Regions from separate parts of the Homo sapiens genome. Here region 1 is linked to region 2. Evidence: chromatin loops called from intact Hi-C (ENCODE). Cell type or tissue: Caco-2. All regions are shown on one strand. Links, peaks and the distances in the headings refer to the core of each region. The heading gives the core; the rest is flanking DNA.

Region 1 (4,392 bases), core at 112-4,111, 100 kb after region 2:
GACATAGACAGAATTACTCAGTCTACAAATAATTACTGAGCACCTCAAGAGACCTCTATTCTGACTTCTGTGGGGAAAAAAGAACAGGAAAAAATGACTGGGTCTTTGCTCTTGAAGGGCTTACCACTTGAGTGGTGATCAGGGACATACGCCACCCCCAACCTTCAAAAGCAAGTTGTAAAAGCATCATACAAATAACAAAATACAGACTGAAGACCATCTATAAACACAGGGGTAACCAATGTGCAGTTAATCAGGGAAGGCTTCCCAGGGAAGATGATCTCTGAACTGAGAGCTAGTGCCCTCTTGCACAACTTCCCCATCTTGCTTTTAACGTTGAGATTAAGCTGGAGTATTCTGTTTGGCTGTACTCACATTAGTGTATAAGGCATTCTTGAAGTGAAGCACTGATATAATACTAGCCTGACGTTTGCATCTGATATAAAGTTATGTATCAATAAGACCTGACTGTGGTCCCCCAAATTTTTTCTTTTCCTTTTTCTTTCTTTTTAAAGGGAAATAAGTAAAGGGGTCAAATCTACATGAATAAAGAAAGCAGAGCTTGTGAGGCAGGCTTTCCAAGTAACCCAAGGGACATGAACAAAGCAATTCTATTATTTTTTTTAAAAAACTAAGCATGATTTCAGAGCCCCCCCCCCCAAAAAAAAGCAAGCAAGGTATTAGGGCACATCAGAAAATCAGACATCCTTGGCCTTCAGGAACATGCTATATTGTTAGAAAGGCAAAAACAAATAAAGTGTCATTAGATAACAAGGAAATATAAGCAGGCTCTTTGGCAAACAACCAAAAGCTAGTAATGCAGGGAGTGGGAGTGCCACTGTGGAAATTTCTACGCTCCCTTAGTGATTTTGTGTAAGATTTCGGGAAGCCTGGGCTCACAATAGAAAAGTAGGAGCTATTTGAATAGGAAGAGAGGGGAAAAGCATCCAGATGGAGGAGCTAGTGTGAGGGAATAGAAGTGGGAATGAGTACTGCAGCACTGCCTTTGAGGCTGTGGGAGGAGGCTTGTGTATTAGGAACTCAGGAGGCACAGTGAATGATGGTGAATGGGCGATAGAGGTGAGGTGGGGTCCCTTGCAGTCAGCAAGGTGAACTCCCACTGCCATGGTGGCTGCCCTTGGGAAGAAAACTAGACCAAGGACCCATGTCTTTACTGAGGCCCTGAGTGTCTAGCTAATCTTTGGAGATCCCTAAGAGAAACCCAAATCCACAAAAGAAACCCCTATCCCACTCTGAAGATTCTCTGTGCTCCGAGGATAGGACAATCCCGCTGAGGAGGCCTAAAACAGCTGCAGGATCAGCACCATGTGGACCTCTTCTGGGGGACCAGGAAAGCGATCTCAGCAGCCAGGGTGCCTTCCAGTCAGTCGGCAGGGAAATGCACGGGGGCACTAATTTCCATGGAACTCTGGAAGACTCCAGAGAGTCAGGGGACCACACAGTGCCCAGCCACACAGACTAGGATTTCTTTAGATGTCTTGGCCATGACAAAGGCCCTTACCAAATGGGAGGCGCACATCAGCTGAGGCAAGACAAACAGAGTGATAGCAAGAAAGCCAGAAAACCAAGAAGAGCCTCAACTCCCATGCCCCACCCACCAATAATTCCCCCTAAGTCCCGGGTACAGAATAAAAGACAGACTCCCGCTGCACAACGATATGGTTACATTTATAGAAGCTCTCTTGTCACCAGTGAAATGTGACCTTCATACTTTCCTTATCTTAATATCTGGGTAAACATTTGTTGTGCAAGCACACAAATAAAGGTTCTAAAGGTGAAATGTGGTGTGTCCAGCAACACCACACTGCTCCAAACCCAGGCCCCAGAGAGTCCTTTTGGCTCTGCAGAGGACTTCTCTCTCCCTTCACCCTGGGCACCAAGGCACCAAAATTAGCTTCGTTGACCTCAGCCAGCTCTGGAGTGAACGCTGCCATTCGAAAATAGCATCTGAGAACTCTTGGAAACACAGGAGAGAAATACAAGGGTACAGTGGTTTACAGAAACTTACTGCGAAAGCAATCTCACTGGAGTGCTTTTTTAACTAAATACACAGGAAAGGGGCATTATGAGGATTTACTCCAATCTGTGGAAAGTGAATTATATGCTTCTAGCTCCCATCCTGATTAATTCTATTAAGTGTGATTGTTTTCATTTAGAAAAATATTGCAGAGGTAATGTTCATAAAGAGAGTTTGTCAAATGACCCATGCTTTGACCCAAAATTTTGCTGTACTAACTTGCACAGTCCTATTATTTCTAGACACTCTCTAAAAACATTGTGTCTCATTTCCCCATATATTTGATATATGTGATTTTTAAAATCTTGTCTTGAAATGCAGAAGGAAGGATTCTCAAGCAGTTCCTCAAAAGGCACAATTTTCTGTTGTTTCTATGTGGAATTCATAAACAAAGCCAAGTAACCGAGTTTTTATGTGTGCTTAAAGGCACTCTTTCCTGCAACTGTGTGTGACGTATTTTTCCAGGACAATCTTTCTCAATACTCCAAAGTGCTTCAGTAACAGGAAGTCATAAAGGTAGGAAGGAGGCCTGTAAATATTTGCTGTAATTGCTCATTAGTAATGAGAATGGCTGGCATTGAATTTTGAGTCACCCTTTTGTGCTCATGGCTCATTACCTTGTAACTGGAGCCCAAGGTGGTACATATGGGCTTTCCCTCACCATGGACAACCAGGTCCACTTCTAGGTTTTACTTCAGACAGTGTGGCTTGTTTCTCTCAGCACCTCCATTTCCCAAATATAAAGGAAGGAAAGCATGCTGGTCTTCTTGCTCCCTGCCCCCTAACCAGAGGCAGTCAGGAAAAAACTTATACAAAGTAGTGACAGTATGCAAAGTTTTTATCAAAAGTGAAATGTGTGTATTTTTTTAATACTATACTAATACAACATCGAGAGACAGATAAATACTGTCTGGGTAGACACACAGCACAATGATTTAAATGATTACCAAAAAATAATCATATACTTTAATGGATGTATTTTAAACAACTTATAAAATGCTTCTGAACTTTCTCAGATTCAGCTCATGTGTCCTCTTATTCATAACAAGCCACTGACTCCCCTTAGTCACAGGCCAGCATCAGGGCACCTCGGACTAAAAATGAGACCAAAACACTCAACCCGTTACAGAATTGATTAACTTCTAAGAATACTATTGGCTGTACCCCCTGCTTCTGGGGGCAGCCTACAGGGCAATGGGGGTTACCTTCAGCACCACAATCATGAGTACAACATAATGGATCCACTTTCCTGCCCACGTGTTTGATTACACGGCCTAACCAGATAAAATCACTAATTTGTTAAGATTGCTACCACTTATCTCTTAGTTTTTTTAATAGGAGAGTTCCATGGCTGGGGATGGGGGGATAGTTCAAGAAGTCACTAGGGGTGTATGAGACACTTCTAACAATCCACTTCCATGGCTTTATAGAATTCACAAAACGTCAGATGAGTACATGGCAAATAAACATATGTTTCAATGGGGTCATTTTTCTCATTGACAAGACACCCTTTCTGAAATATTTTTCCACATGAGAAAAGGATCTGTTCACAGGATCATTATCTGGCATGGAAATTACTTATAACTTTAAAACTGAGGAATCTTTCCAAGTTCGGGGGAGTGGGGGCAGTGGGAAATGTGCCTCCTGGAAACATGTGGAACTTCTGGCAGTGATGTCATCTAGTAAGAGTTTTGCTGACGTACAAGTGGCCCCTGCAAACAGCCTAAGGCAGTCAAGCAAACAGGTATTTCTTAAGAAATTAGAAAAAACAAGGTCACTTAGAAGTGGATAACATTCTTGTCCATTCCACACCTGACTCTTCAGCTCCAGGTATCTCACAAAGGGTCTCGCCACTCTTCTTCACTTTATGCTTTCATCAGATCAGTTATGGGGCTTCCAACAGTGGGAACAGACAAGGGTCACCAAATTACACCCAACATCTACTTGAAAATTACAGATGCTATTAGGGGCATCCCATGGATGACCACCACATCGACTGTGATGCACAGTTGCCAACACGGCTTGCTTCTCTCTTGATTAAGGTATGTGTCAATGCAATTCTGTTTGGCAGCACTAGAAAAACTCAAGGTACCCTCTAGGTTCACAGTGCAGGGGCCAACAGTGTGATGGCTGTTAAGGCTCAGGGCTCATCAGCGAAAGGGCTCTATAGAAATGCAACATGCTATTATCACAACAATCATAGCTATTCTTTATCCCCCTATCCATTCTTTCCTTCCTGTGCTTGCAATTTCAAAAGATCAAAAGAGCCACAGGAAGTCCTGTGCATCTTGATGGTTCTTCAGAAGCCACAGAGGAAGAGCTTCTAACAGGTTCTCCTGCACAATGGAGTCCGA
Region 2 (4,392 bases), core at 311-4,310:
GCCATGCCCCATTCCTGGGTTGGTGACCCCTGACAGCAGTGAGCATTCTGGTCACTATTACTCATATACCTCACCCAATGTAAATGAATGCATTTAGATGGGATTTTATAGCTCTCTTCTGCATTGGATCAGCATCAGTTGATTACTAATAAGTATTTTCATCTCTGCATGAATGACGGAGTCCTCTTCCTGGTCAGTTAAGGCCAGACTCTGATCATGGTAAATTTGCTAAGAAATGCCAAAGCAGCGTCACCCTCTGAGGTCCCTTGGTGTTACCACCCTTTTGTCAACTCATGTATGATCCCACCTGATTCATTCAGTTCAAAGCTTTAACACGGCTAGAAGCCTCTGAAGGGAGCTATGAAGCATGCCAGCTGGTCATTTGAGCACCAGGGCCCTGGTGCCTGGTTCCAGTTCTCACTTGCCACTTCCCAGCTGTGTGACTTCTGTGAGTTTAGCAACCTCTCTGGGCTCAGTTTTCTTATGGGGATGATAACAGTTAATGGCCTCAGCATAGGTAAGGGATTAAGTGAATAAAGACATATAAGGACTCCACACAGGGCCTGGCACACTGGAAAGGCTCAGCGAGTGTTTGCTCTGATGATTCTCAAGCATTGTTATCTCTTAACTTGCTTTTTAATATTCATCTTTTTCAGCAAGGCCCTGAACCTCCCCTCTTCACCACGTGCATTCATTCATCCATCCCTCTGTCCAACTTCATCTAATGGGGCCAGCGTGGCTACATCAACACAGCTGCCCTTGTGTTTCTGGAACAGTAAGAAGGGTTCTGAGCCCCATGAGAGCAGAAGCAGGCCTATATACCTTCACATCTGTATCCTCAGGGCCTGGATCAGGGCTGGCCCTGAAGAGGTACTCAGGAATGTTTGGTAAAGAAACGTTCTCAGCATTTGTCTTCCCAGCTGACCAGGAAGGTTCCACTTGATCCTGGGCACCCGTTCTGGGTACAGCATAGGCTATTGGCCAACACATGCTCAGCTGTGCCAAAGATGAGAGGAGCAGGGCATGTGCCTCGGGCAGCTCTGGTAGTTTCATTAAGATTCCTGTTTGCTGGGTATGTCGTGGGGAAGCTGATCATGGTGTTCCCACCACCACGGCTAGCTGGGAAAGCCTTGTCTCACCTACCTCCATCTCCTGCTTCCTGGGCACCTGCTTGCGGGAGAGAGAGAGAGCAATTCAGGTATGCCACAAGGGGAACTTACCTGCCTAAATGCAGGTTTGTCAAGAATTCTTGTCCAGCCAGAAAAAATCTTGTCAGGCTGAAGCGAAGTGATACATGATTTTTTTTTTTAAAGTCTGCTTTAAATTTCTCGTGGCTTCCAAAAAAGCGGCTAGCATACTTCCATATGGGATAAACTGGTATTCCATTAGATTAACTCATGCAACATTTTCTGAGAACCTACTGTGCCCCAGGTACCAGAGATGCCACAATGAGTAAAACCTACCCCACCAGGCTGTGCCATGTGGCCAGAAGAGCCCAGATGAGGAGGCTGTGGGTCTCTCCAGTAGCAGGTGTGGGGTCAGGCTCGTGGTCATCTTAGCCTCTTCCAGTCCTGCTTGTCTGGAGTCTGTGTGATGTAGGGGCAAGAGCACTGAGAGGACGTTGAAGGCCCTGGATTCTGTCTCTTGTTTGTCCTTCACCCGCTGAATGTCTGACAAATGGTTTCTTCATCTGTAAATGAGAGAGCCACACTAATTAAAGGTCTGGAAGGGCCCTTGAGGACACACATTCCATGTTCTGTGATCCCCACTTCTCTGTGTGTGTTTTCTCTTTTTTCTCTCAGCACACTGGGGCCAGACACTGCCGCTACATGTGGTGGAACCAAGTGACAGAGGGGGAGTAAGCGGAGGCTGGAATTTCTCCCTCTGTTGGCTCTCCCTGACCACCTGCCTGCTTAGCCTCTCCTCTTCCCCCAGTGAAAGTGCTGCAGCAATCTCGGCCTTTGGCACTCTCCTCAGGAATTTATGAAGCTTGTGATGTGAATGATGGAGCCAGCTAAGCCTCCTCTGCACTGACAGCTCAGCACAATGACCTGTTGGGTGATGAAAGAAATGCCAGGTGCTTCAGGTGAATTGGCTGGGATTGGGTAACTCAGAGAGTTGGCTCCAGAGTGTGTGTGTGTGTGTGTGTGTGTGTGTGTGTGTGTGTGTGTGTATTCATGGGACCTCACTTGAGCCAATGACACACCCAGACGGGACCTGGGCCAGCGGGCGTTGGGCCTGAGGTAAACGCCTGAGTCACTTTTGTCAACAGATCCTAGGCCCTGTCCACATATGGACTGGGAACCATGACTGCGCCTCACAATAGCCCAGCGAGGGCTGGTGTTTTTCCACTTAGAGTTGGTTTTGTTTCCCAAAGCTGAGCCTAATCCTTTTAACCCTTGCCTCTGGACTCCTCTTGGGGAGGAAGGGAACGCTATCCTTGCCTCACCAGCTCAGGTGGTTGTGCAACCAGCTCTAGGCGCGGGAGGAGGGCCAGGCCGCCTGTGTGTGCTCTGTGGGCAGGGCAGGTAGGCAAAAGGCCAAGTTTTAGGGCTGGACTCCTTCCCTGTGGGCTGGGGAGAGGGCTGAGGAAGGCTCCTGCTGGATCCCGGGGTTGGGATGGGTTCCTGGCTGGCTGGACTTCTGCCTACCCATCACCCTCTGTGACAGCCCCTTTCTTCGTGGTCCGGCCTTGCCTTCTTCCTCACTCTCTCACACTCCCTGCCAATCTCAGTCTTATCTCTCCTGTGGCTCGACAGAGAGCTTCCAGCCCAGGCCTCTCTGCCTAGCCCCAGATGCCCAGCCTCTGCCCAGCCCCAGATGCCCAGCCTCTGCCCTCAGGTGTCTCCAAGTCAGCGTGGGGCCCAGAAATGAGGATGCAGGCTCTGAAAACCACATCACAGCTCTGATTCTTACAGGGTTTTCAATCACACTACGCTTCAGTTTTCTCATCTATAGATATGGATAATAGCTGTGCCCTTCTCAAAGGTCCCCCCATGTGGGATTTAAATGAAATAATTCATATAAAGTTCCTAGATCTTGGCCTAGCACCTATTATTTTATTGTCTCTCTTCTCCAGCCCCAAACCTGCTCATGCTGCAGTCTCCCCGGTCCTGGTTTGTGGCTCAGTGGTTCACCCAGGCCACCCTGTGTCCTGCCCGTGCCCATATCTAGTCATCTCTAGGCCGCAGTCCTTGCTGCCTCTGCATTCCTGCGGCCCTGTGTTAGTTTAGGGCCTCTTTCTCTCTTTTCTGTAGTAGTGAGTTCCTAGCTCCTGAGCCAGCTGCATGATGCAGTCCCCAAATCTGATACAATCCTAATACAACGGCCCAATCCGATCATTACAAAAAGGCGGAGGAGCTCGCTATCAACTCCAGAATCAAGTCCACAACCTCCAAGGTGTGCGCAGCCTGGCGAGACCTGGGCTTTGCTCACCCTTCTGGCTTAATTCTCACCACACACTCCCCTGTAGCAGCCATGCCAAACCACGGCCCACGCTTCCGTCTCCTTGCCTTTGTTCGTGCTGTTCCTGCTTTCTGCTTTACACCTTTCCTGTATCCTTCTTTACCTGCTAGATGCCTGCTTTGCCATCAAGACAATAATCTTTTTTAAATTTAAATTTAAATTCTTTTGACTTTTAGGTGTAGGGTACATGTGCACATTTGTTAGGTAAATTGCATGAAAGACAATCTTAAATACATTTACAGACCCAGTAGCCAGACACTGTACTAACTGTGATTTACATGTATTCATATAATCTTTTCAACAACCTCTTGAAGTGGGTACCATTTATAAATGAGGAAACTGAGGCACAGAGAGGTTGGTAAGTTGACCAAGCTCATAGAATTAGTAACTGGCAGAGCCTGGGTGCAAACCCATGCAGCCAGTGCTAGAACCTGCGCCTGACTGCTACGCTATGTCTCAAGCCCCTCGTAGGCACTGCCCTCCCACTGATGCCCACCTGGCCTCCCCAGGCACTGTTTGGTGCCTCCCCTTTGGTGCTGGTGACTACTGTTGCTTTGCCACAACATGTGTTAGTCACAGTGCTTTTTCCGGCGAACCTCTGGAGGGCAAGGACCGTGTTCTGTTCATTCTCACATCCCCATGGCCCACAGTGCTTGGCACCTGGTAGGTGCCCAATAGACGTTTGTTACACCAAAAGAGCTGGTGAATGAAATGTCATCTGTAGGACTTGTCAGAATGCCTTCTTGCTTCCATCAACCTTTGGCCCTCCATTTCCAAGACTTACCTAAGACTTGCCTCCTTCCTGAAGCCTCACCCACCCTCACTCTCTTCCTTTGCTGGAAGCCTCCTCGCTTGCACAAGGCTCATGTGTATATGGTCAATTCTTTTCCCTCCCTCCCTTCCTTCCTTCCTGACAGAGCTTTGTGC

Evidence for each region. Peaks named below come from ENCODE experiments on the same cell type or tissue, not always from the same donor. Only the 100,000 strongest peaks of a DNase experiment are listed, where the experiment ranks them.
Region 1: it touches region 2 in a loop (4-fold over the local background); 4 of 110 quality-filtered maps call a loop at or near these places.

The regions. Positions count from the first base shown.
Region 1 is chr2:46,304,729-46,309,120 of GRCh38, reverse strand. The region is part of intron 1 of EPAS1 (endothelial PAS domain protein 1); the gene reads right to left. Among named protein-coding and RNA genes, the nearest start is that of EPAS1, 9.5 kb to the right of the region's middle. In Caco-2, for the core only: no CTCF peak of the experiment used is centred there; a DNase peak (open chromatin) is centred at 1,690.
Region 2 is chr2:46,407,103-46,411,494 of GRCh38, reverse strand. LOC124907762 (a long non-coding RNA gene) reads left to right here. Exons shown (of 2, transcript XR_007086306.1): 1 at 1-2,086. Among named protein-coding and RNA genes, the nearest start is that of LINC01820, 15 kb to the right of the region's middle. RefSeq lists an enhancer at 2,055-2,629. In Caco-2, for the core only: no CTCF peak of the experiment used is centred there; a DNase peak (open chromatin) is centred at 2,134.